2 separate regions of the Mus musculus genome follow, and region 1 is linked to region 2. Evidence: chromatin loops called from intact Hi-C (ENCODE). Cell type or tissue: heart. All regions are shown on one strand. Each heading gives the region's core, and the rest is flanking DNA. Links, peaks and the distances in the headings are about the cores only.

Region 1 (15,422 bases), core at 2,719-10,718, 57 kb after region 2:
GAGGATCACCAGTTAGAGGCAGCAGCTGCTGCATTAGGAGACCCTGTCTCAAACAAAAGAAAAGCTCCCATCTCATCACCTGAGCTTCAGGTGATCACCCTGGAATATCTAAGGGGACCCATGCCATTCAAAGGCTCTTTAAGCAGATGGAAAAAGAGGTCCTAAGCCAAGGGTCTCGGGTAGCTCCCAGGGTAAGTCTGTCTTTGATCTAATGAGACATGCTTCAGTGCTTTGACACTGGAACAATTAGTAAGTAAATCTGTTTTGCTCTACCTAGTTTACAGGCAGAGTTAGTAGGCCACCATGCACTGAAAAATTCTGAGTGATTGTTAAGAGGGTCACAGTTCCCTGGGCATCAAGGAATGACCCTTTGTCTTCCAGTTTAACTGGCCATTGTGCGGTGTAGCCTTCACCCAGAAGCATGCATGGCCTGAGGTACCCATGGGTTATCTAACTTCTCAGAATCCACTCATGTGCTCTCATGCACCCAAAGGAGAGTCAGTTGTTCATCCAAGTTCAAGTTCAGGAGTTCAAAGGCCAGGGCGGGTGGGGAGCAATGTGTGTAGTCAGGAAACTAGGTAGGCTGGAGGAGAGAAGTAACTAATTAGGCCTTTTAGGGCTCAGCTGCCCTGTGGTTCCTGTAGTCTGCTAGCCAGCACACACGGCTGCTCTTTTGGTCAATGGAAGCTAGAAGTCAGGAGTTTTACTTAGAAATTGTTATAGACGTATAACTTACATTAAAAATCTACCATGTTAGCCAGGCAGTGGTGGCACATGCCTTTAATTCCAGCACTTGGGAGGCAGAGGCAGGTGAATTTCTGAGTTCAAGGCCAGCCTGGTCTTCAGAGTAAGTTCCAGGATAGCCAGGGTTACACAGAAAAAACCCTGTCTCAAAAAACAAAACAAAACAAACAAATCTAGCATGTTTGTCTAAGGGTCACATGCAGCAGGGGAGAAAGGCAACTGTGGTTTCCAGTACCTTCCACAGAGACTTCTTGCCCAGCCACTGCAAGGAGGGACCTGAGGCAATTTCTGAGCATCCTGAAGTAGGGAGTGTCCACCTTTTGCACAAGCTGGATAGGTTAGTCATCGAACCCAGGCCTGGCTCCACAAAGCAGGGGCCAAAGGAAGGGACTAGCCTCTTCTCCTTACACTGGATAGTCTGGTGTTGGACAGGGCAATCTTCTTGCAATCCCTGACCTATTTGGGGTACCTTAGAACCTCCTCTTGGCTAGAGAGGATGCTAAAGTGGTGCATTAGGGGATGGAGGAATCCAAGGTGAGACATGCCTCTCCAGCTACTCATGGACCCTCTGGCTGGTGGATCTTCCTGTGAATGACCAGCTGAAACTTCCAGTCAAAGCTACAGCCACAGTCGCGGCAGAAGTGGCGCCGCTGGCCTGCATGGCTCTTGCGGTGGATGACCAGCTGTGACTTCCAGCTGAAGCTGCGCCCACACTCCACGCATGTGTATCCCCGAAGGCCAGGGGAGCGCTTCATGGCCGGCTCCCGGGCCACCTGTGATGGTCTCTCCAGGCCTGGCCCTCTCGTGTGTGTGCGGAGGTGGATGATGAAAACGGACTTCCAGTCAAAGCTGAGGCCACACTGCTCACAAACGTACAGCTTCCGAGGTGTGGGCCTCGCTGGGGCTTCAAGCAGTGGTGTGGGAGACAAGACTGAAGGGTCCTTGCAAGGGCTCTGCCTTTCACTTGGAGTGGCTTGAACTAGCCTTGGATCTGCAATGGCTCCCACTTCTGGGGGATGGCTCCGGAGGGATTCTGGTCCTTCGTGTGGCATCTCCTGTTTTGGTCTCAGCTCAGAGTCAACATGTGTCTCTGGCTGTAGCAGCGGCAGGCTTGCTAGGGTGGAAAGAACGTTCATTTGGGGGCTTGGACACATGGGGGCTTACACAAAAGTATGGGGATGGGAACCTTTTGGTAGAAGAGAGATGCAGCCGGATGCTGGGCCACTGCACTGGGAGCCCCAGTGAGGGCCTAGTACACGTGGGAGGTGTGTGGAGGATGGGACAGGGAAGGCCATTGATCCTCACCCTGGGACACCACTGTGTCGTACTTCTCCGGCATCACACCCCAGCACAGCTCTTTTTGTGATGAGTCCAACAGGCCCCACTCCTGCAAGGATGCAAGCAGTCACTGCCTCTCCCAGGCAGCCTCATACCCCTACCCACCACCCCGTGGCTGGCAGGTTACTGGATCTCCATCTGTAGCAGGCTAAGGACCAAGCCAGTATTGGCATTTGTGAGTTCTGGGTCAGCTTTCATCTGTCCAACCTACCATCCCTGTCTTCTCAGTGGTCTATCTCACTGATGGCCAGAGGACTGAACTTGTGGGTAGGTTTTGGAGAAAGCCACAGTGGCTGTCTATCCTTCTAGTCACTACACTATGAACAGGATGTGATGGAAAGTCAACAAGAGGTCTGGAGACTACCTGAGCTTCAGCTACCTTCTGTCAAGACTGATTAACAAAACTGAAAATTCTTCCTTGGGGTGAGAGATTTTTTTTTTTGGCCTTTATTGGGGTGCCTGTGAGAAAGAGTAGGTCTATGTAGCCCAGGTTGGCCTCAAATGCACTACGTAGCTGAGGATAACTTGAAAGTTCTGATTTTCCAGTCTCTGCCTCCTGAGTTTTGGGATTACCGGTTTATGCAGTGCTGGAGATAGAACCTAGGGCCTAATGCATGCTAGGCAGGCACTCTACCAAATGAGCTACATTTGCAAAACCTTTATTTATTTCATTTTATTTTATTTTTTTAGAAAGAGGACTAAGGAGCCAGGTATGGTAGGTGCACACTTTGATCCCAGTACTCAGAGGCAGAGGCCAGCCTGGTCTACATACTGGGATCCAGGACATTTGGGGCTGAGTAGAGAGATAAAACAAAACAAAAACAAAAACAAAAACAAGGTGCGGTGGGTTGGAAGACTAAGATGAAAAAAGAATAATGAAGCTGGGCATGGTAGAACATACCTTTAATCCCAGCACTCAGGAGTTCCTTGGTCTACAAAGCCAGTCCGGGACAGCTGGGGCTTGTTATTCAAAGAAACCTTGTCTTGAACTGCCCTCCCATACACACACCAAAAAAGAAAAAGAAAAAAGAAAAAAGGAGGAGGAAGAGGAGGAGGAATTTTAGGACTGTGACGAGGTGAGTACGCAAAAGTGATGGAGAAAAAAAGCTTAGGTGCTTGGTACCAGCTGGAAAGGTCTGAAGAGAGGTAGTTTGGTGGCAAGACAGGGTCCTATGGTGGCCTTACCAAGGAAAAAAATTCCTTGCCCTGAAATCTGCCATATAGGTCTTTGATAGGTTGAGAAAAAAACCTCGAAGGACAAGCCAAAGCAAATCTGGAGAAAGGGAGGTGGCAGCCATAGTTACATCGAGAGTTGGTACTACTGTCTGGAATGGAGGAAGACACCAGAGAGGGGTCAGAGAAGGGATTCTTAACCTTGAAGCACACCCTAACTAGGCATCCTACTGGGGAAGGGAGGGGCTCGGAAGCAGAAGGAACCTGGAGAGCACAGATCCCTACCCCCTCCACGTTAACTATATACACTCGGGTAGTGGGGTAAGCTCAGGTTCCATGCCACTGTACACTGAGAAGAGCAGTAGAAGGGATTCGAGGAATGTTCGGGAAGAGTATCTTGATCTGACCTCAGGACTGCAGGACACCTCTCCAACCGTACACATAACAGCTGGCTCATACCACAAACCTTTCCAGTAACTGACTTCTCTGGAAGTGAGGAAGCCATGCCCGCCAGTTCTAGACACCCTGGACCTGGGGCCTAAATCCTTTCTAGTTCGATTCTACCGGTCTATTCTTCAGCTCTTAGGACTTGGTGGGAGGGAAGGTATTTACTACTCAGAAGCAGTAAAAAGCGCATGAGTCACTGGCAGGGGATCCTACAAAACTACAGGGCAGAACACAGCCACCAGGGGTAATCCCCTCCCCCACACATGGCCTGCAGTTCCTGCGAGAGGCTGTTTACCTGGATCCTTCCTGTTTGGAAGGATATGGAGACCGTTTCCTGATGTTCAAGATGTCCCTCGGAATCCTGGGTTGAAAGGAGGGCACTTGGAGATACTGAGGAAGAGAGGCAGTTGTCACTGCATTGACCTTTGGCCTGCCTCTGCCATGTGACATGGGGGAAGTGACCCCATTCTTCTCAGGGATCCAGCTTTATGGTCTCTCCAGAGTCCCTATCTCAGCTGGGATTGTCAGACTCAGTTTAGGAGCTGCAGCCCTGACACCGTGCTCTGACCTCACCCCTACCCCCATCCCCACCCCAGGGATTTGAAGTTCACATGTTGCATTCCCTCACCCATCTCCTGCCCATCAGCACTGACTTCCTCCTTCACACTGCAACTGATCTGGGTAGATCGATCTATCCCGGCCTTCAGCGGTGCCTCCGCAAGGCCTGCCTTGGAGGACTCCGTTGCTGCTGAGATGTGGTGACTCCCTGAGGACTCCTTCTGGACTAGAGGAAGCATCTTTGGCTTCAGGATGTGGGCTGTGATCTGAAGAGAATCATGTCACAGGGGCTCTCCCTTCGATCTGTCCTTCTAAGAAGCTAATGTCATTTCACTCACCCAGCCCAGCAGCTGCCCAGGATCATGCTGCAGCCCCTCAACAAGAACTGCGGCCTCCTCGGGGCTTCCTGGTCGCTGCCCTCGAACCCAGGCCTGGATCTCAGGGGGCAACACACCCAGGAACTGTTCCAAAATCAGCAACTCTATTATGTGTTCTTTGGAGGATGACTCAGGCTGTAGCCACTGGTGACACAACTCTCGAAGCTGGGCCAGTGCCTCTCGGGGTCCCTCAACCTCCTCATAGCAGAAACCCCGGAAACGGAGTCGTGCAGCCTCAGGCTCCTCAAGGGTGGTCCTGGAGTCTCTGAGGGATAGGTGTGGGGTACCCCGAGGAGATGGCATTCTTGTTTTGAAGGGTCTTTTTGGAGGTGACAGAGGGACCTACAGAAAAGGAAGAATGTCATCTAAGGTCAGAAGACACACACCAGACCCCTCCTAGAAGCCGGAAAAGAGAACCCTGAGGCCAGGAGAACTTCAAAGAAGGTCATGGGAGGTGCAGCCCCACAGCAGTTGAGCAGCTGTATTTTGTTTTGAAGATAAATGACTGGGTGGAATGTCCAGGGACCTTCTAGAAAACTGCAAATGACGGGCTCAAACATTTGGGTACAACACAGGGCTCCTGGGAGATGAAAGTGGCTCATCCAGTAGACAAAGGGTCAAGCAGGACACGGAGGGAAGGGGGGTGGGACCATCATCCTGGGTGACCTGGAGCCCTGAGGCTTCAGACAGGAGGCAGACCACTGTGCTAGCTGAAGAGTTGGCTCTGAGACACAGGTACAAGACCTGGGGCAGAGCTGAAAGCCTGGGTGCATTCTCAGGAGCTTATTATGGGTTGGGAGGCACAGCTCGCTGATCGCAGCTGAATTGTGGATGCCTCATACTGCCTCAGCTTACTACGCATGTGAAACCCTGAAACAAAAGCCAAAATCAAACAGCCCCGTTTTGTGTGGAGTTGTAAACTGGAACCTGTGTCCCAGCTCTTAAGATTCTGGTTTTAAATCGGCTCTCTTGGGACATCCGTCCTGCTCTGGAGAAACTCAAGAGTTGGGGTGTCAGGCTCTGACACAGGAAAGGGGTGGGTCCGACGGCTGGGAGGTGCTCTCGGTGATCCGAGGAGCCGGATTATGAAGCTGCGCCCGCCCAGCTAGGAGTGAGCTCACCTCTGACGCGTGGGAGAGCCCCAGGAGGTTGGGGCACTTCCAGGAAGTGACACCGAGCACGTCCCACTGCCACTCAGAGAACGCCCCGCCTCGCGCGTTGCCCTACCAGCCCGGCCAATCCTGCATCTGCTCCGCCGGATCGGCCCCCTTCGCTCGGACTACGTCTCCCGTGAGCCTCAGCAAGAACGACAGCACGCTTCCAAGGCCTCTCACGCGCGAGACTCTTCGCTCCTCTCCTTGGGGTCGCGTTGCTGCAGAGTTCCGGGGGGGGTTCCCACTCCTGACTTGGCAGCCGTTCTTCTCTTGCAACCGCAGCCGTAGGACTCACGTAGGACGGAGCCGACTGTGGGTTAGCCTCCTTACGCATGTGCGCAACGGACCTGGTTTCTATTGGCCAGAGAGGCATCCTGACCAATCAGAGCTAGCGCTCCCGGAAGGACTCTCGCTCCTTGTGTCTCCTAGGTAACAGCTAGCGCACAACTTAGGGCCTCTTGCTGTTCTCTGAGTTAAGCTGTAAGGGTCCCCCTGCCTCGGAGAAGGCCTAGGTGGAGGCTCCTTGGCCTCTTGAGTCCAGACTGTTCTAGACAATCCCGTTGGGAATCCAGGTGAAAGGCGGTGGTGGGCGAGAAAAACTCAGTATGGCCTCCATCGGATCTCCGTTAAGCTCCCTGGATATTGTGGAGACAGTAGGCCTACAGGTGAACAAGTGCTCAGAGGAGGTAACCATGTAATTACCAACCCTCACTAATAGTCTTCAGATAACATTACTGAAAATAAGGACGGAGGTTTCTGATTAAAATTACGAGGTATACTCAACCCTTACTTAGGAGGATGTAGTTAGACAAGATGACTTATATTTATTTTTTTTCTCCCAATGGGCAGTTGATGGCATTTTGTTTGTTTGTGGGGGAATGGGGCCTTTAAAGAATAAAAGTCCTTGGCTGTCCTGGAACTCACTCTGTAGACCCTACTAGCTAGCCTGGAGCTCACTCAATAGTTCTGCCAGTCTTTCTCCCATTCGCTGAGATTAAAGGCATGGGCCCCCATATCCGACAGTTAGAGGCTTTTTAGCTTAATTGCAGATGGGCTTAGTTTTATTTCCACATATCAAGTGGCTGGACTGTGATATAAACCATTCAATCCTGAACTCGATCTGCCTACTTGGGTTTCTTCTGCTACCCAGGAACCTTCTCCTTGGCAGCTACTGTAGAGAGCAGCGGTTCTCTACATCCAAAACTCCTGAGCAGTTCTGTCGGTAGAATTTGTCTTTTACAGATTCTCTGGACACAACTCTCACCACCTACCTATTGAGGAGAAGCGCTAAGGGGGCCTAAGGGGGTTCCCAGAAAGCTCTCTTGGAAACACCTTTGTTCTAGTGCTCACCTCCCTGCTAGGCTGGTTTCTAAGCCTTCTATGTGCCACAGGATAGACCTGGTTGAGTCTTGTGATGGTATACATCTTACCCCTGGGCTTGACATGACCATTACCATCTTTATTTCTCCCTTGTTCAGGCCATTAAATCTAAGACCACATATTTAATAGGTAAACTATCATTGAGCTAGCCCCAACTCAGTCCTTAATTATAATGGTTATATTAGGTTGGCCAATGTAACCATGAAACATTTTATCTTTTGAGGCAGGATCTAAGTTCCCCCAGGTTAGCCTCTCAGCTGTCTTAAAGTAGAGGGCCTGTGGTGACCTACTGACCTAGCTCTTAGGGTAACAAAATAAAATTTATAACAGATAGCTAGGTCTATGGTACTGGGGTGTTCAAGTTTCCTCTTGGATTGGGGAGACATTTTGGTCACCAGTCGTTCTTGCCTAACTGTGTGTGATCTTTTTTTTTTTTTTAAATATTTATTTATTATATGTAACTATACTGTTACTGTCTTCAGACACTCCAGAAGAGGGCATCAGATTTCATTTCAGATGGTTGTTAGCCACCATGTGGTTGCTGGGATTTGAACTCAGGACCTTTGGAAGAGCAGTCAGTGTTCTTAACCACTGAGCCATCTCTCCAGCCCATGTGTGATCTTAGAAATGATAAATTTTAAGGTAAAAAGTTGATTAGGGCACTCAGGAGGCAGAGGCAGGCAGATTTCTGAGTTTGAGGCTAGCCTGGTCTACAGAGTGAGTTCCAGGACAGCCAGGGCTACACAGAGAAACCCTGTCTCGAAAAACAAAACAAAACAAACAAAAAAAAGTTAATTAGGTTTGAGATTCTTCAGTCACCCATCTTCTTGTAAATGTTCCAGCTCTGGGGAGGAAGGGGAGAAGCCTTCCCCAGTGGCAGTGTTACAGCTCTGAAAGGAAAGGTATCCTGGAAGTTGGGAGCCAGGAAATACCACAAAGTCACAATATACAACAAACCTCAGACAAGAGATTTATTGGGAGGGAAAAACTCAGAAGGTGGTTGTATTTCAGGTGAGAAGCAGCAGAGAACTGAGCAGAAAACAGAATATATATATATATATATATATATATATATATATATATATTTCTCATTTATTTTATGTATATGTGTTCACTGTAGCTGTCTTCAGCCACACCAGAAAAGGGCATTGGATCCTATTACAGGTGATTGTGAGCCACCATGTGGTTGCTGGGAATTGAACTCAGGACCTCTGAAAGAGCAGCCAGTGCTCTTAACAGCTGAGCCAACTCTCCAGCCTGAGCTTGGGCTTTTTACTCTGTAGGGAGGAGCTTGGCCCCAATGTAGCTGGAGGGGCGGATCCAGCCATTAGGGCCATCTGAGTGTTGTGTGGGCAGAGCTTGACCACTCTCACTCCTCAAAGGGTTGACGCTTGTAACCCCAACAAACTCATTTACCAAGCAGGACTTAGGAGTCTTTCTCTGGTGTTTTCTTTCTCTCCATTTGGAATGTAGGTTTATGGCTGCTTAGGAAAATCATGAGACAGAGATCCCAGTGTCAGCTCAGTATTTGATTTCCCTTAAATGCAGATTGACTCATCTCCTGGTTTCCAAGTGTCATTGTCATTTATGTTACCCTCCCTCCCCATCTTCACCTGTAGACTTACATTACTGAAGTGTTGAGTTTGCTGCATCATGTTCACCTGTAGAGCTAAGTGTTGAGTTTGCTGTGTCATGCTCACCTGTAGAGCTAAGTGTTGAGTTTGCTGCATCATGTTCACCTGTAGAGCTAAGTGTTGAGTTTGATGCATGTTTGTTTGGCTTTGGGTTTGGAGGGGTGGGGGTTGTTTTGTTGTTTTAAGACAGGATTTCTATATCCTCCAGCTTCAGTTTTCCCAGTTTTGATAATATAGGCAGATGCTACCAAGCTTAGCTGGTTTAACATTTGACTTAGAAAGCCCAAGGACATTTTTACAGGCACAGCCTGTTAAGAGGAGCCAGCCCAATATAACCATAGTTCCTGGGGAAGACCATGCATAGGGGAGCGCAGGCCAGTTCTGGGTATTGGAAGAGGTAGATTCTAGGAGGATGAAGGTAAAAAGCAATTGGCTCACAAGCAGAAGAGGCTGGTGAGGAAGAGAAGATGGCCTTGATTCCAGCCTGTGGGCCCAGGAAAGTTTAGGACATTTGCTTCAGTTTCCTTAGGGAAACCTGTTAGGGACCTCATTTGCCCAATGTACCTTTGGTCCTGAGCCTTCCTGGCATTACATAGCTCCATCCAGGAGGAAACGACAGTGGGCCTATCGGGTATCAGGAGGCCTAGCTCAGAGAATTTTCCCAAACAGTCATAGGCAGCTGGATCCTATACAGCATCCCTCTTTGCATAACTTAATGAGGTTTAGTGGACAGATGTGTCTGACTCCACCGGCAGGTGGTGGGACAGTTATGTCTCATGTATAGAGGGTAGCTGCAAGATGGTTTTGTTGCTTTTTTGAGACAAGGTCTCACTATGGGCCCCCAACTGCTATATAGACCTGCTTGTGTCTCTGTCTCTTGGGTTCTGGGATTAAAGGTACCCATCAAGGCATCTGATCTTTTTAATTTTTTTTCTCCAAACTGTCTCAGTAGCCCCACTCTGGTCTGGAAGATTAACTTCATATCCTCCTGTCTCAGCCTCGCAAAGTGCTAGGGTTACAGGTCTGCACCACCATACCTCCAGGTGACGGGACCGGAGTTCCCAAAGGGCAGGACTCAACTTTGCCCATGCGCTCATCCTCATCAGCAGACACAGTCACAGCACTGGCTCGTTCTTCCCACCCTCCTCCCTCCCATAGCCCGGTCCGCAAGGGCTCATCTACCAACAGAACCGCTGCTCTGGGGCAGCTCACTTTCCCCAGATCTCCTGGCTTCCCCCACCTACCTGTGGCCGCCTGTATCCTACACTAGGCTGCAGGTAAGCTGTACCTCTACCCTATGGCCTCTGGGAACCCAGATTGAAGCCAAAGTGTCTGTGCTGACTCCAGTGGCATGTCTCTGCACATCCATTTAATATCATCTGCTTTGTTTTAAGGTAAAAAACAATATTATTGTTCATACAGGTGTATCTCAACTCAGCTTTTTCTTTTTTTAAGATAGGGGTTTCAGTGCTGGGCTGTGATGGCGTAGGCCTTTCATCCCAGTGTTGGGAGGCAGAAGCAGGTGGATTTCTCTGAATTCAAGGCCAGCCTGGTCTACAGAGCTGCATCCTGTTCCAAGATGATCAGGGCTACACAGAGAAACCCTGACTTGAGACAAAACACAAGGCCTCAAACTATCCTTGAATTGCCCCCTCGAACTCCTGATCGTGGGGATTTCAGGCATGCCACACCAAGCCTAGTTCTTTGAACTAATTAAAACCCAAAGCTGAGGTAGAAGGACATAGTTCAGTTGGTGGAGTGCTTGCTAAACAGGCACAAGGTTTAATCTCCAGCATTGAATAAACTTGGCATGCAGCTGTTTGCCTATAGCCTCAGCACTCAGGAGGCAAAGGCAGGAGATCAGAAGTTCCGGCCAGCCTTGGCTACAGAGATAGTTCAAGGCTAGCCTGGGTTACATGAGACCCTGTCACAAAACAACATCAGGGCCAACAAGATGGCTCAGTGGTTAGAAGCTTGTACCATGAAGCATTACAACTCGAGTTTCATCCCCAGCACCCATGTGGTGGAAGGAGAAAACTGATTCCTGAAAATTGTCCTTTGACTTCCGCATGCATGTATGCATGCCCTTACATACATGTATCCACACATATAAATATGAACTATAAACAACAGCAATAAAAACCAGGAGACATGTCCTGGAGTCAAGAGGTGTGGACTTTCATATCTAGGTAAGAAATTATAGTATATATCTGTTTTAACTTTTCAATACTGGCATTCATTTCCCTGTTGCTGTGACCTCAGGTCTACATGGGACCTGGTCTGCTAAAGGCCGCAACAAGCAAACTGAATCCCAAGCACCCATCTGCCCTCCCTCACCATTTAGGGTCATTATCACTGGGCGTCGGGGGTCTCAGAAGTCACAGGAAACACCAAGTCTTCCCTGCTCAGTTCTTTACCTTGGGCTCAGATGGGATGGGATGGGATGGGACAGGTGGGTGCATGATGGTTAAGCCCAGCAAAAATAAGCAGCCCTGTCTCATTTCCTCTCAAGTCAGTAGCACCACTTCAGATGTTCGGGCTCATATAGCATGGCTTTGGTAGTGGCTGATGACAGGCCCGCATGAGGATGGGGATGCCGAGGAACCAGAATTCCTGACCTGTCTTTCAGAGCTGAGGGGGACATCTTCCCTCCAGGCTTCAATTTCCTATTGGTGGGTTATGCCAGCCCTTCGAGCCTGGATGGAGACTGGAGAAGTCCACCTGAGTTCAACCCTGGTTCTGCCTTGTGCTCTAGGCCACACTAACTCTTCTGTGCCACCTGAGCTTTCTTGTTTGAAGCAGAGAAATCAATACAAGACCCACAAGCTGCTCACTGGGCAGCACCTAGCACATGGCTGGCTGTGAGTCTACTTGGACTTTATCTGGATCCTATAAGAACATTTACTCCTTGTTTAGACAGGGTTTCACTGTGTAACTCTGATTGAGACCTGGAACTCACTATGTAGACCAGGCTGACCTTCAACTCAGAAGAGACATGCCTGCCTCTGCCTCCCAAGACCCGGGTTTAAAGTCATGTGTCACGATATCCGGCTGCTAGAATATTTTATAGCATCATCCTCTACTGGTCCAAATCTCCTTCCCTCTTCATTTCCCAGAGGAGAAGGCTGAGGCACAGAAACAAACCATTTGTTTGCCTGAAGCTTGCACCAAAGAAATGGAATGCACTGGGGTTGTATCTCCAGCTGCTAATTTGAGAGCTCCTGCCTATTGCGGGCTCTTTTCCTGTTTGTATAGCCACAGTCAGGAAATACTGAAGTGGCATTACCATGAAGATCAAAGTCTGAGAGTCACACATTAGTTCCGGGGTCAGTCCCTGCCTACTCCACCAGTCCCAGGGGGGTTCATGCAGTCTATGGATTCCTCTCCAGGACAGCTTCTTTTAGGATATAGCTGTAAATGGAACTGACTGGCAAGTCTTCCTTGTACCTGCCTCACACCACAGTGGATTTGCTGAGAACACAGGCTCTTCCACAGTGAGTGAAAGGGATTTCAGAGAAGGGCACAGCTGTGACCTTAGGCCTCAGCTATCTTTGGGACTGCTGGTGGGGCTGTGGTAGAACTGGCCTTTGGAGGTGCGCCATCTAAGGATACCCCAAGAGACCTGGCCTGGGGGTGCGTACTGCCCCTGGGCCTCCTCAGGGCCTTCTCTCCTGTGTGGATCCTTTGGTGATGGAAGAGGGCTGGGCGCTCACGGAAAGCGCGGCCACACTGCGTGCACACGAAGGGCTTCTCACCCGTGTGGATACGCCTGTGGCTGAGCAACACTGCGCCCTTGGCAAAGGCCTTGCCACAGTCGCCGCAGCGGAAGGGTCGTTCGCCCGTGTGCAGCAGCTGATGCTGTGTGAGGTTGGAGCTGTGGCTGAAGGCACGGCCACAGTGTGGACAAGAGAAAGGCTTCTCTCCGGTGTGCACACGCTGGTGCTTGAAGAGCGAGGAGCCTTGACTAAAGGCTGCGCCACAGAGGGAGCAGGCATAGGGCTTCTCGCCGGTGTGCGTGCGTTCGTGCTGAATAAGATGTGAGTTGCGGCAGAAGCGGCGGCCGCACTGTGCGCAGGCATAGGGCCGCCCTCCTGCGTGTATCTTTAGGTGCTGACTGAGGTTGGAGCCGTGGCTGAAGGCCTTACCACACTCGTTGCAGTGGAATGACTTCTCGACTGTGTGGATGCGCTGATGGCGCACCAGTGAGGAGCTGTGTCGGAAGGCCTTGCTGCACACCATGCACACATAAGGCGTCTCACCGCTATGGATGCGCTGGTGCTGAGTCAGGTGAGATGTCTGACTGAAGGCCTTGCCGCACTGGGCGCACTCATAAGGCCGCTCCCCGGTATGAGTACGCAGATGCTTGAGGAGGTCTGAGCTCTTCACGAACACTTTGTTGCACGCCCTACATTCGAAAGGTTTGTCCCCAGAGAGAAGACCTGGGCCGGCCTGGAGGGCCTCTCCCAGCTCATCCCATATCCGGGCCTCTGTAACATTGGGGTCTCCCTGAGACTCATGCCAAGCCTCACTCATCCCACGTCCCTCCTCTGCCCCATGGAGATCTGGAATGCTTTGGAAAGTTCTCCCAGGGGTTAGCTGCATCTCTGGCTTTCGCTGCTCTGCTACCCGTGGCTGCTTCCCTGGGGCCAGAAAGTCAGAGAAGGCCTTCCCTCTAGATGAACCATTTTCAGGAACCCCTACTGGAGAAGTCAATCGCAAGCTGACAGTTGCTTCACTGCTGCTGGAACCTAGCAGGAGTTGCTCCCAGTAAATCACTGATACCCCTGTGGGTTTTTTCTGTAGAGATGGGCAGGCACTTTGGTGTCCCTCCAGAATTTTTGCATCAGGGTAGGCACCAGCAGGAGGAAGGATACTAGTAGGTATCCTATCAGGCCTGTCACAGGTGGCCCCTGGAGGTGTTCTAGACACATGTCTTTCTCTTGTACTATAATTGGATCCTGAAGGCAGAGAAAAGATAGTTACTGCTAGGACCCTGTCTGAAAAAAAAAAAAAAACAAACTTATTGAAGAAGCTGAGCAGTGCTAGTGCTACACAGAGAAACACTGACTAGAAAAAACCAAACCAAACCAAACCAAAACAAAACCCCAAAACCAGAAAACCAGAAGTGTAGGTTGGCCCTGGGAGAAGTTGGCAGAGAAGAGTCTGTCCTAACAACTGTGACCTCTATGGTCACAACTGTGCACTGGCTGACCTGGGACCTTTCTCTCAAGCCTCGCTCCCTAGCCTGCTTTCTCTTTGTGTTCATTCCTTGAGTCTATGCACTATCAATCCTGTTGCAGACTGCTTTTCCTGGGCATTCTCTCTACAACACTCAGCAGTGTCCTGGCCAATGCTATGCACAGTGCCAGAAAGAGCCCGGCCAGGAGAAGTGTTCAAACAACAGTTGGGGAGAAAGAATGACCCTACAAATGTGACAGTTCAATGGGGAAAGTGAAGCCACACAGCACAGCCGATGGGTATGTATGTATGTGTGGCTCAAAGGGAGTAATTTCCTGCATGGACACAGCATCTGGGCCCTTCAGGGGCAGGAAAGGTCACAAGATGAGGAAAAAGATTCAAAAAGGGAAGGGAGCTATCTCTAGACAGGAAAAGAGGGTGTCTGTAATACCAAGAAGTAGAGAATGTAGTAGCCCTTGCCCCTGAATACACCCTAGGTGAAGCCCAACTCACCAAGGCTGGATCTCCTGTGGGCACCCCTGCCTGGGCCTCTATTTGTCCTGTTGGGAACCCAGGGTTCCTCACCACGCTGGAGTTGGATGATCACACGAGGCCGGGAGACAGAAGGTCCTAGGAAGGAATAAGGAGCATGTGAGGCCAGCCCCAGCTCAAGACAGTCCAGCCCCAATAGAGAGCAGGGTGTGGGATATGGATGTCAACCATGCAATTGCACCCAAAACCCCACAGGATACAGGAGGACTGCAGGCCCGGCTCAAGGGTTCCCATAAGGAACTACTAGATCAGCCACTCCAAAGGAAGGTGCTAGAACTCAGGCACAGAAGAATGTAGACAGCCAGCACCCCAGGGATACAGGAAATGGTTATGTTTATCAGACTATATGTGTCCAGGGCACCGCCCTTCCTCTCACATCCCTATAGATAGAGGGTCATACTCATAAACAGTTAGGGAGAGAGTGGACACTTGTAATAGCTCCTGAACCTGGTGTGCTTAGCTGCCTGCCATACCTGGTCCCAGCTTTGCTTCCAATGAAGGACTCAACTCAGGCCTTTACCTATGGAGTCTACAAGTGCGAAGTTTTCCAGCATTACATGGCGGTACAAGGCCCTCTGGGCGGCATTCAGGAACATCCACTCCTCCTGGGAGAAGTACACAGCCACGTCCTCAAAGGCCATCCATCTCTACAACAGTAAGAATAAGATAGTGTCTATGCGATGGCTGAGTGAGGTAGGAACCTGTTCCCTATTAATGGAGATGCTTCTCAGACATTTATCTTCCTTCCCTGTAGACTGGTTGAGAGGCGGGTATATGTCTGTGAGTTTGGGACCAGCTTGGTCTACATAGCGAGTTCTAGGACAGCCACAGCTATGTAGAGAAATCCAGTCAAACACCAATTTAAAAAAAAAAAAAAAATGGAGCTG
Region 2 (15,422 bases), core at 3,373-11,372:
GTGGTATCTCAGCTCTTGTCATGAGACAGGATGTCATGGTGTCTTCCCTGACACTCCCACCACATTCCAGAGCCTTGGGAGGGCATGGGCTTCCAAATGGATTGCCTACCTCTCAAATTCTCCATCTTGTTCTGAGTCAGTTCCCATGACATTGTTTCCCTGTGCCCAAATCCACTGTCCAATCACTTTCATCCTAACAGCACCCTGCCCCCAAGCCCTCACTCAATCTGTCATAAGCAGGCAAAGCTTTCCTCATGCCAGTGGGAGCAGCACTGAGGACTGGACATGGGACGTGGCCATGATACAGAATGGAAATTCAGACATGTCAAGCTTTTCCCATACCTATGGGTTTGTAGCCAACAGGTACTAAGAAAGGACTCCCAAATTAGAGAGCCCAGGCTGCAGGCCCAGGCTCAGTTGCTCTATCCTGTGGAATTAGTTCCCCTCATTCCAGCCACAGGCTCCTTCTGCCATGACTCTTGTTCATAGCTCTACTAGGGTCTCCTTCATCCTGGGAAGTCTTCAGGAGGAGTATATTTAGCAGGAAGTCATAGGAAATACAGTTGACAACAGTTTACATGATCCTAGACACTTCAGGCCTGGGGCACCATGATATCTGCTGCCTTTGCAATAGCCATCTTCCCTTCCACCTCACTGTCTATGACTTTGGCACAGTTCCCAAGGGGCACTGGGGTGCAAGTAGTCAAAGGAGCCCCATGTAACATGACTCAGCTCAGGCTTTAAGCCCCAGTTAAGGCCTTTCTCTGGGTAGCTGTGTCAGATTGGCTCTGGCCTTAGCATCTCCAGGAAAACCATCTTAAGGGCAGTGTGTCCAAGCTACTTCTGTGTGGATAGTTTTACTTATTCTTACCCCTTCATCTGGATACTCCAAACATGGACATAGCTTCAAGGTTAAGTAGGCAAGCCAAACCACATCACAGAGAGGTTGATCCTGTGCAGAACAAGGGGGTCCCCAGTCCCTATGACACTCTTATTCCCTCCAACTGTCAGTTGTGAGGGGACAAAGACACAGATCCATGTGGCAACCTCTAGCTGCCTGTGAAATACCCTAATCATACAGAGATCTGGACTCAGGACAAACTTAGATTCATGGCTCTAGTGCAGAAAAGAATTTCAGCTATAGCAAGTAAAAAGCAAAGTATGGATATTTTAATATAAGCTCTAAGCATGAGAGAAGTGCTCAGAAATAGACAACATAACATATAATCAAGTGTAGTTACATGTTTGCAGAGGGAGAATGGGGGAAGGTGGTATATATAGGACCCTCAAGGGATAGCCTCAATTGTATTAGCATTAGCTATAATACCTTTTTCATGGCTCTCAAGTCACATTCCAAACGGTTGCTAAGAAACTTGTTTCCTTCCTCTTTTGAAAAGGCTAGAGGGTGGCTGCAGAGATGCCTGGGATGGGATAATCAGAGAAGGTAAGACCAGAAGCTACTACATGTCTAGGACACACCTTTTTCCTATAATGGAGCTTCTGGTGAGATTCCTAGAAAATTGTAGGTCTACAGCTGAGAGGGAAGAAATGCCTTGAAGCAGCTGTTCATTGTACTGGCATTCCTACTTCTCCAAGGGAAAAATCAGGTTCAACCAGGCTACAGAGTCAGAGGCTCTATTCCTCCACCACCACTTTTTTTTTTTTTTTAATTTCATGTATGTGAGTACACTGTAGCTGTCTTCAGACACACCTGAAGAGGGTGTCAGATCCCATTACAGATGCTTGTGAGCCACCATGTGGTTGCTGGGAACTCAGGACCTCTGTAAGTACGGTCAATGCACTTAACCACTGAGCCATCTCTCCAGCCACTCTATTCCTTTCTTAAGTCCCCATAATTTTCAGTGTTGATCTCTCCTGTCTCACAGGCTACCAAAGATCCTGAGTTAAGCTAAGCATAATTTAGAATCCAATCTGAGGGGTAGTGAATGAACACAGGCAGGCAAGTGCTACCCCAGTCAGTAGAACTGTAGGACCAGAAAGATTAGCCAGAGCCCCATGTAGCCACAGCCATAGGACTTTAGAAGGGTCAGAAAAAGGAGGGATGTATCTGTAACCACAGCACTCAGGAAACAGAGACAACAGGAATAATGTTAGTTCAAGATCAGCCTGGACTACGTGCTGAGTTTGGACTACAGAGATGGATCCTATCTGGAAGAAAGCAAGCCAGAAAAACAACAGCTGCACAAAAATAGTCAGCATAGATAGTAACTGACAAAAATGGTAACTGACAAGACAGTAATGAACAGTTCTAGAGTGATTTGTCTGAGTCTCAGAATGAGCTAGCCTTAAAAAGTCAGGAGGAGGAGGGTGCTGCTGGCTAAGTCTGGAATGTAGAACCGCGGGTCATGCTGGGTGGCACAAATGCTGTCAGATGGCAAAGAGCAGAACAGAGTCCGAACCTGTTCTGGCCATGTTTTTCAAGCTGTGACCAGACAAGCAACAAGAAGCATTTAGACTCTGGCTTCGGCTGGATTCCTAGATGACAGCCTGAAGTCACTGACCCATCCTGAGCTATTTCCTTCTGCCTCCCAAGCACCCTAAGCTCACTCAACATAAGCCAATCGAGAGGCACAATGCCACTCGAGAGAGCCAATGCCACTTCTGCTGTTCTCTAAGCCGCAGTTATGAGTCCTATACCCACGTCCACCTTGGACCCTAGAACTACACAGTTGCTCACAGCCTGTTGCACAATAGAAATCTATTTTAAGGAACAAGAGTCTCGATGTGTTGCCTAGGGTATCCCTGAGCGCCTGGGCTCAAGCCAACTTGATGCCTCAAGCCTCCAGAGCAATTCGAAATTTAAACTAGTTTACATCAATCCGAATCTGGGATTGCGGTGGGATTAGGGGAGCCTGCTTCTGCACCCTTCGACAACGTCCCTTAAAACGTCCAGGCCCTGCGTTTGCTGAATCCTCAGAGAGCAAAGATCCAGTCTAGCCCGGTTCCGCTGCGCTCCGCGTAAGTGTAAGATTGAATGGAACCACCGAGAGCCAAACGGCCACTCACTACCCGCCTCGCTCAAAAATGGTCGCAAGCACTGCTTCCTACTCTACTGGGTGCGCGTCCCAGGAAGTACCCGCTAGACCGCCGAATAGTCACCTCCACAAACGGAAATACCCGAGCTTAACCGAAAAAGACCGAACCTCAAACTACAATGAGGAGGAACCAGGGGGCTGCAAGGGTTGCGCAGGCGCAGAGCACAGCTGAGGCAGGAAAAACCGAAGTGGGCAGGCGACGGAAAGTGCCGAAGCGGCGGGGCGCCCGAGGCCGTTGCCGACCTCCGCATCGAAGCCGCGCCTGCCGCGGAAGCTGAGCCTCCACCGGTACCCTGCGGTACCCTGCCGCCGCAAGCGCGGCTACCGCCTCCTCCTTCCACCTCACCGCAGCCTCCTAGCAGAGGGAGCAAGTAGGCGGGAGAGCGGCGGACCTGTAAAGGCCGGCGTCCGCAGCCGCAGCGGGGCCTCACCAGACCCAAGCGGAAGAGGGGGAGGAGGGCGCGGGGACCGTAGCAGGGGCGGGGCCGAGGATCGCCGAGTCCTCCCGAGCACCTCCGAACACACCCGAGGTGCTTAGCCAGGCCAGAGCCGGACTACGGGAGCCGAGGCGGGCCGTGCGGTGGGCGCGGAGCAGCGCGGCAGGCCGGGCGAGCGGCAGCGGAGGAGGCCGCGGTAGCGGGTCCGAGGAGCGGAAGCGGCGCAGGCGGCGGCGGGGGGCCGGGTGGCCGGGGTCCCGGGCCCCCGCGGCGGCGGGCTGCGGCGGCGGCGGCAGGATGATCAAGCTGTTCTCGCTGAAGCAGCAGAAGAAGGAGGAGGAGTCGGCCGGCGGCACCAAGGGCAGCAGCAAGAAGGCGTCGGCGGCGCAGCTCCGGATTCAGAAGGGTAGGGGTCGGGACCCTGCGTTCGAGGTCAGGGACCGTGGCGAGAAAATGCGGCCCCTGATATTTGGTATTGGTGGTCAGGTTTCGAGGGTTGTGATGCGGGACTGGGGGTGCGGTCACTAGGGAGGGTCATAGATTGGGGCGTTGGGATACTCGGGCCTGGAGTGTTAGGGACGCGGAATCTGTTAGGGGAGGGGTATAGTTTTGAGAGTCAGACGAGAACTTTGCTCTGGGGTGCCGTGTCGTGAAGATTGTGAAGGTTACGAATTGGGAATAAGTGGGAGACGGTTTAGTGTTTTAAACTGGGGACTCGTGGCCCAAGACTCAGGTCCAGAGGGTCAGGCAGAGCAATTTTGAGTTTGAGGTGAAGAGGAGGGAGAAAAGAAGGTTACAGGAACTAAAAAATGTGAGTGTGGGTCAATTTAAGCTACCATACAGGAAATCTCAAGGATGAGATGGGATCTTGGGCTTGTAATAAGATGGAGACGAGGAAGGACAGTGGAGGTGGGTGGTTGATGAGAAGGGGTGACTTAGTGTTGGGGGGCCGGTGTCATGGTCCTTGAATTGCGGTGGACAGATAAACAGTAGTGAGTGGAGATAATGACTAGAGATAGAAAACCTCAGGTTTAAGGTGCTCAGGGTTCTTGGAAGCAAGGGTTATGGGAGTAGAGGTTCTTGGGGACTATGTTGTGGGAACTTGTGGAGGACTTAGCTGGGTAAGGGTTTTCCCAAGAGATGGGCAGTTATACTTGAAGATGCTTGTATATGGGATACTGTGTATCCAGAAGAGTCCACGTAGAGACTGGAAAGTGGAAAGAATATGGAGTAGTACAGACTGAGTTAAAGTACACCACACAAAGCTCTTCAGGTCTAGAAAGCGAACTTATGGGTTCTGCTGACACATGCCCAGACCTCCTTTCTTTTACCTGTTTCTCTCCCTTTCCATGCTGTCCAAACCTAGACATTAACGAGCTGAACCTGCCCAAGACGTGTGACATCAGCTTCTCAGACCCAGACGACCTCCTCAACTTCAAGCTGGTGATCTGTCCTGATGAAGTAAGAGTAAAACAGGGCAGGATTCCCAAGAACAGACCAGGGGTGGCCCCATAAGAGTAGGGTCTTCATTCACTCTCCCCCTTCCTCTTCCAGGGCTTCTACAAAAGTGGCAAGTTTGTATTCAGCTTTAAGGTGAGTCTCAAGTGTACAAAGGTAGCTCTGTGGAGAAGACTGGGTACAACCAAAACACCTTCCCATCTCCTTTCTCTTTTTACACCTTCCCATCTCCTTTCTCTTTTTCTGGAGCCAGGTGGGACAGGGTTACCCACATGACCCTCCCAAGGTGAAGTGTGAAACAATGGTTTATCATCCCAACATTGACCTCGAGGGCAACGTCTGCCTCAACATCCTCAGGTGAGGGCACTGCCTTCCTTTCCCTCCCAAGACCTGCCTTCCAGGTATCCTCAGCCTTCTGTGGACACTGCATCTATCTCTGTCCTTCCCTCCCCTTTATGGTCAATCTGTTTCTGTCTTAGTTGTTTTTCTAATGACCTGACCTTGGCTTTCTCTGTGTCCTGCCCTGTCCCGTATCTTCACTCTTAGATCTCACACTTCAATGTTAAAAGGCCTTCTATGGGCCTAACCTGTTCAGTATTAGCAGGGCCTGTAGCAGCCTCCCACTCACCAGCCCCTGATAACCTTGATGCTCTCTGCCCACAGAGAGGACTGGAAGCCAGTCCTTACGATAAACTCCATAATTTATGGCCTGCAGTATCTCTTCTTGGTAAGTAGGGTTAGGCATTTGAAGCTGAGGGTTTGTTGGCCATCTGCCTCTCTCTTGCCTGTTGACTTCCACTTGTACCGGCCACAGGAGCCGAACCCTGAGGACCCACTGAACAAGGAGGCTGCTGAGGTCCTGCAGAACAACCGGCGGCTGTTTGAACAAAATGTGCAGCGCTCCATGAGAGGTGGTTACATCGGGTCCACCTACTTCGAGCGCTGCCTGAAATAGGGTTAGCAATTACCCATCCCTGCCAGGGTTACCGGCCCAGGCATCCCCTGCAAATATTTATTGGGGGCCCGGGTAAGGTGTGTGGGGTAGCCTTGGCCCCTGCCTTGGCCTTGCCTCTCTTCCCTGTCACCTGCCCCTAGTTATTTTTTTTTTGACCACCACGTGATTATGGTCGGTGCTGCCTCCCCCCCGACCTGCTCAGCGATGGGAAATGAATTGGCTTGTTTAGCGCCCCCCCCCTCCCGCTGGGTGCTGTCCAACTCCCCACTCTTGACTGTGGGGTAAGTGGGCAATGGGCCTGGGTCGCTAGGCCCAAGCAACCCACCCCACCACCACTGGAGGTCCCACCAGGCTATTAAAGGGGAATGTTACTGCATGGCCTCTGCCTCTTCCTTCTGTGGGGTGGGAGGTACAAGTGAGGTCCACCAGCGTCTATAATGAAGATAAATGTGGCCGTGGATTGGGTGGGACCACTCACTGGGATGAGGTGCAAGCAATGGAAGAATCGGCTAATTTCAGCTCCTGGACCTTACACCAACATAAGGGAGCCTACAAGTCATTTCCAGGCTTGCCCCTTTATGCCATGTGTGGGCCTAATTTGGTTCGAGCCAAGCACTTGCTAAAATGCCATTTATTAACTGCCCAAAAGTGGGTGGAGTATGGGCCTTCCAGAATGAATAGCCAGTCGAGCTGTGCTCCCGCCATGGGCCTGTGAGGCTGGCTTGGGTGGGACCTGTACCTTCTGCTGAGGTGCGTGGCCCTTTGCGCATGCGCTTCTGTGGCTGGCTGTGCGCGTGCGTCCTAGCACTTCCCAGCATTCCCGGAGAGGGTGGGTCGTGTGACGTCAGGTCGCTTAATCCGGAAACGGCGGCCGCAGCAGGGGCTACCGAACCGAGGGGTTGTCGTTGGTGGAGTCTCAAGGCTTCGGAGGGGTAGAGGCGTGACCCGGAAGCGGAAACCCATCGTTCTCTCGGCTCCGGTGAGTGGTCTCTGCTGAGCCGCAGGTCCCGTTTGGTAGGCAGCGTAGGAGGGGGCTTTGGGCCGAGGCATCGGATGCCGCGCGGTCCGCCTGTCCCTACCCACATCGAGGTCTTCACCTCTTCCTGCCCTCGGTACGCAGGCTCAACATCTCCAAGACCTGTTCAGTGTCTGTCACGTCCTGAGCCTGAGAACGTCACTCCTACGCCCGCGAGCCTGGTTTCCTTGGCATTCATGCCCATTACCCCACCTTAGGGCCCAACTTCACATTTCAGAACCTACTCCATTCTATCCTCCCTTGTCGAGGGGCCTCACAACTACCCCCTCCTCAGTACTCAATCACCTTGATGTGCCTACTCAGGTCTGGGTCCCTGGAACAGTTCAGAACCACACCCTTAAGTCAGAAACAGGCTTGCCCCATCGTCTGTGGAAGCAGAGCAGAGAGTAGAGTGGGTGTGCTTGAGTCAGAAATGTATAACTAGTTCTCACCGGCTAATCCTTTTTGACTACTCAAGCGTACCTCCAGTTTCTACACCCTATCTACTTATGTGACCCTTTCTGTCTTTTGCTGCCCTGGGCCCTGCACTCTACAGCTAGTTCTGACGGTTGTCCCAGACCTGCTGGTGGAGTCTTACCACCATGGACCTGTTGTTTGGGCGCCGGAAGACGCCAGAGGAACTACTTCGGCAAAACCAGAGGGCCCTGAACCGAGCCATGAGAGAACTGGACAGGGAACGACAGAAACTAGAAACCCAGGAAAAGAAAATCATTGCGGACATCAAAAAGATGGCAAAGCAAGGCCAGATGGTAAGTGTCAAGTGATATGGGACACGAAGCAAGGTGCCGTCTCAGTCATTGTTTTAAGGATAACAGTGAAACAGTGCTTTGAGCAAACTATCATGAAGGGTTAACAGTAATTTCCCAATTTGGGGTGTCAGGGAGGACCTCTTCACAGATAGTACAAGTGAGCTTCCAGAAAGCTAGCCATCACGACAGCCAAATGTTGCCAAGTCAAGTAGCAAACTGGGAGACCAAGAGAGCTAAGGAGTAGAGGTGGACCAGACACACAGAAATGTAGGTTGCAGTGTGAGCTGTGATGAATAGGCAAGAGTTAAGGATGGGAGTAAGGACAAGAACAATTGCTCAGAGGTGGTTATTTCCTGGGGCTGTGCCAGCAACATTTAGGTAGGGAATAGAAGCTGCACCTTGAATGGATTTGTATGTGGTTCTAGATACAACCTGGATGAACGTCTTTTTTTAATTCACTGCCAGGGACTCCAGGATTTTGTAAATATGGGGCAGGGCCCTACCTCAGTCATATCCCTGGCCAAAGACAGATTCTTTTTGGGGGGGGGGGGGGAGACAGGGTTTCTCTATGTAACCCTGGCTGTCCTGGCACTCATCTGTAGACCAGGTTGGCCTCGAACTCAGAAATCCACTTGCCTCTGCCTCCCAAGTGCTGGGATTAAAGGCGTGTGCCACCACTGCCCGGCTCCCAAGACAGATTCTTGATACAGTCTAGGAGTGCAAATTGAATAAAAAGGTTGTGGATATCCTGGAGGTGACTCTGTACATTGAAGGAAATAGGTACTGAGCCTAGGCCTTTTATATACACATTCCTATACTTAGGTTAGTAGCCAATGCCTATAGTCCCCTCATTAAGGGAGGTTTGAGGCAGAATTGTCAGTAGGAGGCTACTTTGGGCTATATATGGGCTGAGGAGTGATATCCCTAAGAGAGGGGTGAGATTTTGGAGGGGCAAGTGACCTTAAGTATAACCTCACAGCGTCATCCTTCTCTTGCCCACTCGGCAGGATGCTGTTCGAATCATGGCAAAAGACCTGGTGCGTACCCGGAGATATGTACGCAAGTTTGTGTTGATGCGGGCCAACATCCAAGCTGTGTCCCTCAAGATACAGACTCTAAAATCCAACAACTCAATGGCACAAGCCATGAAGGGTGTTACTAAGGCCATGGGCACTATGAACAGACAGGTTTGTCCCTCCCAATCCACTTTCCCATCCCCATTGACCTTCAAGCAGGTCACTTACCCTCCCTGCCTTCTTCCAGCTGAAATTACCCCAGATCCAGAAGATCATGATGGAGTTTGAACGGCAGGCAGAGATCATGGACATGAAGGAAGAAATGATGAATGACGCAATTGATGATGCCATGGGTGATGAGGAAGATGAAGAGGAGAGGTGTGAGACTTTGACAGGAAGGCAGGGATATTTACCAGGACCCTTACCCATTCGTAGTCCTGATGAGTTCTTTTTCTTTCCTAGTGATGCTGTTGTGTCCCAGGTCCTGGATGAGCTGGGACTGAGCCTCACAGATGAGCTGTCAAGTGAGTGTTCCAAATCCACCTATTTTCCCACCCAAAGCTCAGCCACAACACAAAGCACAGCCCTTGACCCTCAACTCTCTCTGCAGACCTTCCCTCCACTGGAGGCTCACTCAGTGTGGCAGCTGGTGGGAAGAAAGCAGAGGCCACAGCCTCAGCCCTGGCTGATGCTGATGCAGACCTGGAAGAGAGGCTCAAGAACCTTCGCAGGGACTGAAAACACCCCACCCCAACTCAGTGCATCCTGTCCCCCTGTAATAAAGAAATTTGGACACTAATTTACCAAGGCTGTGAGCTTATGACTAGTGACAATGGGACCCAAATTCCAGGCTCGAGTGAAGATGATTGTGCTTAATACAAAAGGCTCTGAGCACGCTCAGGTGCAGGCTCCACACTAGGGCCACCAGTTAGCAAGTTAAACCAGTGACCCAAGTGGGCGCAGCATCCAGTTAATGCATATATACCTCTCCACCTAACACATACTAACCAAACAATCCATGGCAACAGATGAGATTTAAAGTGGTAACTGTCCACCAACTTGGGATATGAAACTCAGTTATGGGTCATAGAAAGGAATGCTATGCTAAATTTGAGTGCTAATGCACACCTTTAATCCTGGCACTCTAGAGGTAGATCTGAGTTAAAAGCCAGCCTCATTTACAGATGTCCAGGATAGCCAGACAATGTCTGTAAAAACAACCCTTTGAGGGGGGCTCAGCGCTTTAAAAGCACTGACTGCTCTTCCAAAGGTCATAAGTTCAAATCCCAGCAACCACATGGTGGCTCACAACCATCTGTAATGAGATCTGATGCCCTCTTCTTGGAGTGTCTGAAGAAATAATATTTAAAAAAACAAAAAAACCCTTTGAGAATCTCACACAACCCACTTTGATTAAATGTAAGCAGTTGATTAAATGTAAGCAGTTAAGTTGCTTCGTGTCTAAATTTGTATCTGGCCACTGGGAGGCACTGCACACCTGAGGCCTCCATCCAAACTCTGTCTCAGAGTTTCTCTGTATAGCCCTGGCTCCTGGAACTCACTTTGTAGACCAGGCTGGCCTGGAACTCAGAAATCCGGCTGCCTCTGCCTCCCAAGTGCTGGGATTAAAGGCGTGCACCACCACGCCGGGCTCCATCCAAGTCTTACCAAGGACAGTGTACAAATGTTTCACCTGGCCAAAAAGAGGGAAGTAAGGTCACCTGTAGAATGAGTCTTAAAACCTCAGGAACAGTCCCCAGACAGCTGAGGCATGAGCAACTGACTCAGTGAAGTTTTTATTAAATCCACAGAAGTAAAAACCATTTTGTGAAGAGGGACTGAGGGGACGATGGGGCCAGCAAGAACAGGAGTCAGGCCACCAAAGGACAGGGTATGGGGTGAAAATACAGAGACCAGAGCTGGACTGGGCTGACCACAAGAGCCCCAGCTTCAGGGGCCATCACCAGGGCCAGAGAGCTCCTGAGAACTTAGGCCAGCACTGGGAAGGTTCAATGGTGGTGGTTCTACCAGCACAGCAGAAAACTTGGTGTCACCAAAGGCATCATTCATGCGTGTCTCAAAGAAGCGCTGCAAGCCGATGATGGACTGAACATCTGCCTTGTCCTGTTCCAATTAAGAATACACACGTGAGTGGGTCCTGGCTTTTCTTTCCCCTGCCTGCTATACTCCCCCACCCCCGGCTTCATTCTGCAGGCTCACCTCAGTCAGCTTGTTGAACTGTTTGAACATGCGGCCCACATCTTGAGCAAACTCCTGGGGGGAGCTATAAGGAGGTGACAGCTTCTCTTGGAGGCGAGCACGAATCAAGGTCAGGTCTAGGGTACCACCAGGCTGCTCCTGTAGGGAGAGACAACATAGACATTGAGGGGGGTCACCACCTCTTGGCACCTGCAACCTCTCCTGTTCTGGGACTTACCATGGAGAATGTAGAGTCGGTAGCCAGCTGATGCAAGGGACGGCATGGTTCATGGCAGAACAGGGCCAGGAGAACACGCTCACATTTCTAGACAATACAAGAGATATCAGAGTTGTAGCTTGGAAAGCTTCAGCTACTGGGCCACACAACACATGCATTCAGCTCTTACCCGCTGGTTGGCTGGTGAGAGTTTAGCTACCACACCAGTGCTATCTGCTCCATCCAGGCTGAGGCTTCCATCTTCCTCCTTTAGGTCAGGGAGCACGTGGCAGAGTGAGCAACTCCATTCCTCCCTAGGATGAGGAAGATTAGGAAATGTAAAAGATGACAACCAGCTCTCTCTCCACAATCTATCTGATCCTGCCCAGCCTCACACATACCCTGGAACATCCTGCAGGGCAGGGAGGTGGCAATCCAGGTGGAAGCAAAATTCGCACTGGTTACACATGACCAGGTCACCTGGTTTCTGGCAGACACGGCAGATAGTGGCACTGTCATCCAGGATACCTGGCCCACTTACTGGGGCTGAGGTAACCTCAGGAGCCACCACCTCCAAGCCTGAGCTGGTACTGCCACTAGGTGAAGCTAGACGAGGTCCCTCGGCACCAGGACCTTCAGTCAGAGGCATCAACACAGGCTTGGTTTCAGGACCCTCGGGGGCAGCCGGGGGAGCTCCAATAGCAGCTTCTGTCTCTTCTTCCTATAAGACAGTTTGATTCTTAGTATCAAAATCTTAGGGTGACAGGTTTCACTCTCTAAGGACCATCCTGTACATCTTACCTTGACAATGGCCATGCCAGGAAGGGGTGGGGCACCAGGGGCTCCTGGTGGCACAGTCCCAGCCTGACCAGCAGCTGCTGCAGCAGCACCACGCTCAATAACAATCAGATTGTAGTCCTCAGTAGTGCTTCCAGGAAAGACCTTGAAGACTGGTGGCTGGCTGTCAGAGGTGAGGTCCAGATCCAGGCGTTCAAGGCTCACACGTGGCACCTTCCTTAAGAGGCCACTTACCTCTCCCTCACCAGAGCGGGACCTGTTAAGTGTATCTTGTCATGAGCTCACATATATTCCTACCACACCAATACTGTACCCACCTGCTACTTCAATGGGCTGCCACACTTACCGCTTCATGCCTGATACATGCGGCTCTGCACTTGAATAGGGATCATCTGCTCAGAAGACAAAAGAGTTGGCAGAAAAGACAGAGACGGGGTACTCACCCAGCCCAATTTCCAAGGCACAACTACTTACCTGACCCAAAGCCATATCCCTCTTGTACTTCCATGGGCTAGAGACAGAACAGAACATGTGCCATCAGCAAGGTACAGTAGCCCCCATGGCCCTCATTCTCACTCATTCCCTCTCCTTTGTTTCTCTCCCCAGCTCACCTGGCTACTGCCAGAACCTTGCTTGCTTAGAGGGCCTGGGGCTCTTGGAGGAGCCATGGGCCCAGGACCTGTGGAGTTCGTACCAGGACGCTCAGCCACAATCTTGCCTGAATGAAGATAAGAGAATTCCCATTGGGCACAATAATAAATACTGCCTCACCTCAAATGCTCCCATGGTCCAAGCAAAAAAAAAGGGCTAAGCAACCTACCAAAGGCTTCAGCACTCTTGGTCCAGGCATTGAGATCCCACTGAAACTTCATCTCACCATGAGGCTCCACAGGATCCACAATCATTTTGAGGGCCCGATGCAGCTGGAAATAGATCTAATGGGGGAGAGGGTGCAAAAATATGGCATATGAGCATACTTGGCAACTTATAAGGTCTTAAGGTGCTGAGGGGCCACCTAGCTGAATGAAGCCCACCACTACACACCAGCTTCTTAGAGAGCAAGAGAGCTGTATTGTTATCACTCTCCAGAGCCCAAGAGGCAAAACGCAAAATGTGTTCCTGGTGCTTCTGAATTTTGGTCATGGTCCAGTGCTGGCGCTCCAGACGTTCCTGCTGACCCTCGGTCACCTTCTGCAATTCAAGGAAAACAGTCTCGTTAGGGAAAGCAGAGAGCACTAGGATCCTTCTCCACCCTGCAGTGTCATGTCAGCTGCCAGCACAAGTGGAGGTTGCCTGGCGTGGTGGCGCACACCTTTGGCAGGCGGATTTCTGAGTTCGAGGCCAGCCTAGTCTATAACCAGAGCGACACAGAGAAACCCTGTCTCAAAAAAACAAAAAACAAAAAAAAACCAAAAAACAAGAAAGGAGAGGTTGGTTAATACCCTTGCAGCCCTAAGTTTTACCTGGGCATCATTGACCAGAACTCGACCCCGCTTATTCAGCTCCTTCATGATCTGCAGAATGGCCATCTTGACATCAACCTGCACTCGCTTCTGCACATCAGACACCTGGCGGATCCTAATGGACAAGACAATCAAGCAAGGATAACCTTGCCCTGGTACCCCAATACCCCTGGCAGCGGAACTTACGAGCTTCGAACCTCCTTGGTGTTTTTCTGAAGTGTGGCATGTTTGTCCCCAAGACGTTTCACCAGTGAAGCCAAGAGTTTACGTTGGTTCCTCACTGCATCTTCCAAAAACTGGTACCTGAGACCACAAAAGAGTGAGCCTGCATGCTAAACTTAGAAATAATGGTTTCCAACTACCCAGTGTGCCTTCAGACTCACTGATGGTCCTTGTGAGCGTTGAGCTGGCAGTCGCGGCAGGTGAGTGTGTCACAGCTCTCACAGAACAGCACGAGGGGCTCATGCTTGTGCACATTACAGTAGACTGTTCGCTCTCCATCTCGAGTCTTAGCAGGTCCTAGGAAACAGGAATTATGCCCTCAGCCATTCAACTCAAGCGGCAAACAAAACAAACCCCTTCTGACCCCATTCCAGTTTGTCCCACAACCTTGGCCCATTTATTGATAAAGATCTAGGTCTGGAAGCTTTTTACTCACAAAATGACTACACCAACTAATAAGGAATAAAGGCAAGCTTGTAAAGAGAAAGTCCTTACTATTTCCTGGTTATCTTCCCACTCACCAATGAACAACCATTCCCAAATAAACAAGGCCCTGATGGCTCACAGAAGTTAACACCAGCACTCACTGTCAAAAATTCTAATCATATTATCAGCACCTAGGAAACAGAATGATCTCAAGTTCAAGGTAAGCCTGAACTGCATATACTGAATTCAAAAACAGACTTGTTTCTACAGTGAGATGTCCTCAAAAGCCCTGAGGCACAGGACTTGGGAGGCAAAAGCAGACCGGAGTTTGAGACCAACCTGATTTGTATAGTGAGTTACAGGCCAAATGGGCTAGCAGTAACTATATGCTGAGCTATCTACTTCCACAAAAAAGGTCTGGTGGGTCACAACTTCTCACAACTTTAAACCCAGCACCACTTGAGAAGCAGAGGTAGGTAAAATCTGTATGAAGACCATCCTGGTTCCTTGTTTACATAGTGAGTTAAAGGACAAGATTATATACAGACCTTGCCTCAATCAATCAATAAATAAATAAACAAACAAACAAACAAACAAAAACCAAAAACCTGAGCATGGCAAGCCTTAATAAACTCAGCACTCAATAGCAAAGGTAGGTATCTGTTAGTTGAAGCCAGCCAATTCTACAAAGATCTAAGACAGTCAGGGCTGATACAAAAAAACCCAGTGTTGAAAAGCAAAATACAAACAAACAAAATGAGCAGGGAACAGGCACATTCCAAATGCCTATTTAAATCCCAGCACTTTGGAGTTATGGGAGGAGCAATAAAGTCCAAGGCAAAGCCAGGTGCCACAGGAAGGCAGAATCTGAGTTAAAAGGCCAGCCTGCTCTACAGAGTGAGTTCCAGGACAGCTAAGAGTTGCCCTGGAGGGGTTGGGAGAGTCCAAGGCCAGCCTAAGCAGCGCCACCAAAATAGAAAGTAATAGACTAACAAATCAGTCCCCTTCCTACCCAATGCTAATCCAATCAAGGCTGTATTAACCAAGCCCAAACTATGGACCACTAAAAGAGCAGTCCTGCATCTCTCATCTATCCTGTAAGTGCAGCTCTCTTCTCATCCCTCCTGATTCCTCACACCCGCCTCAGCAACTACCTTCCACTATCTTAACAAATGTCCTTAGCTGGGCAGTGGTGGCTCACACCTTTAATCCCAGCACTTGGGAGGCAGAGGCAGGCAGATACCAGAGTTCAACGCCAGCCTGGTCTACAGAGTGAGTTCCAGGACAGCCAGGGCTACAGAGAAACCCTGTCTCGACACCCTCCCCCCCCCCAAAAAAAAAGAGAGAGAGAGAAGAAAAAAAACTCTCCTGACTTTTTCTTTGGTCTAAA

What was found. A loop is a pair of places that touch in the nucleus more often than their neighbours do. Peaks named below come from ENCODE experiments on the same cell type or tissue, not always from the same donor. Only the 100,000 strongest peaks of a DNase experiment are listed, where the experiment ranks them.
Region 1: it touches region 2 in a loop (2.5-fold over the local background); 10 of 42 quality-filtered maps call a loop at or near these places.

Annotation. Positions count from the first base shown.
Region 1 is chr7:12,968,555-12,983,976 of GRCm38, reverse strand. Zfp324 (zinc finger protein 324) reads right to left here. Exons shown (of 4, transcript NM_178732.4): 2 at 15,056-15,182; 3 at 14,497-14,613; 4 at 10,155-13,763. The coding sequence ends at 12,340. It overlaps Zfp446 (zinc finger protein 446), which reads right to left and starts at 6,129. Exons shown (of 6, transcript NM_175558.4): 1 at 5,865-6,129; 2 at 4,599-4,979; 3 at 4,331-4,526; 4 at 3,998-4,092; 5 at 2,050-2,131; 6 at 1-1,858. The coding sequence starts at 6,125. The coding sequence ends at 1,302. In heart, for the core only: no CTCF peak of the experiment used is centred there; DNase peaks (open chromatin) are centred at 4,446, 4,666, 5,806 and 6,126; H3K4me3 peaks cover 2,321 bases; H3K27ac peaks cover 2,796 bases.
Region 2 is chr7:13,026,098-13,041,519 of GRCm38, reverse strand. It overlaps Trim28 (tripartite motif-containing 28), which reads right to left. Exons shown (of 17, transcript NM_011588.3): 4 at 13,768-13,903; 5 at 13,571-13,687; 6 at 13,385-13,499; 7 at 12,966-13,112; 8 at 12,742-12,856; 9 at 12,533-12,639; 10 at 12,396-12,432; 11 at 12,268-12,313; 12 at 11,925-12,177; 13 at 11,525-11,844; 14 at 11,314-11,437; 15 at 11,145-11,231; 16 at 10,928-11,065; 17 at 10,488-10,831. The coding sequence ends at 10,658. Chmp2a (charged multivesicular body protein 2A) reads left to right here and starts at 6,743. Exons shown (of 6, transcript NM_026885.3): 1 at 6,743-6,885; 2 at 7,478-7,691; 3 at 8,699-8,878; 4 at 8,955-9,085; 5 at 9,170-9,231; 6 at 9,318-9,514. The coding sequence starts at 7,524. The coding sequence ends at 9,445. Ube2m (ubiquitin-conjugating enzyme E2M) reads left to right here and starts at 3,542. Exons shown (of 6, transcript NM_145578.3): 1 at 3,542-3,899; 2 at 4,860-4,954; 3 at 5,048-5,086; 4 at 5,205-5,308; 5 at 5,615-5,678; 6 at 5,766-6,400. The coding sequence starts at 3,791. The coding sequence ends at 5,906. In heart, for the core only: a CTCF peak has its summit at 10,179 (motif pointing right); DNase peaks (open chromatin) are centred at 3,539 and 6,749; H3K4me3 peaks cover 4,450 bases; H3K27ac peaks cover 3,827 bases.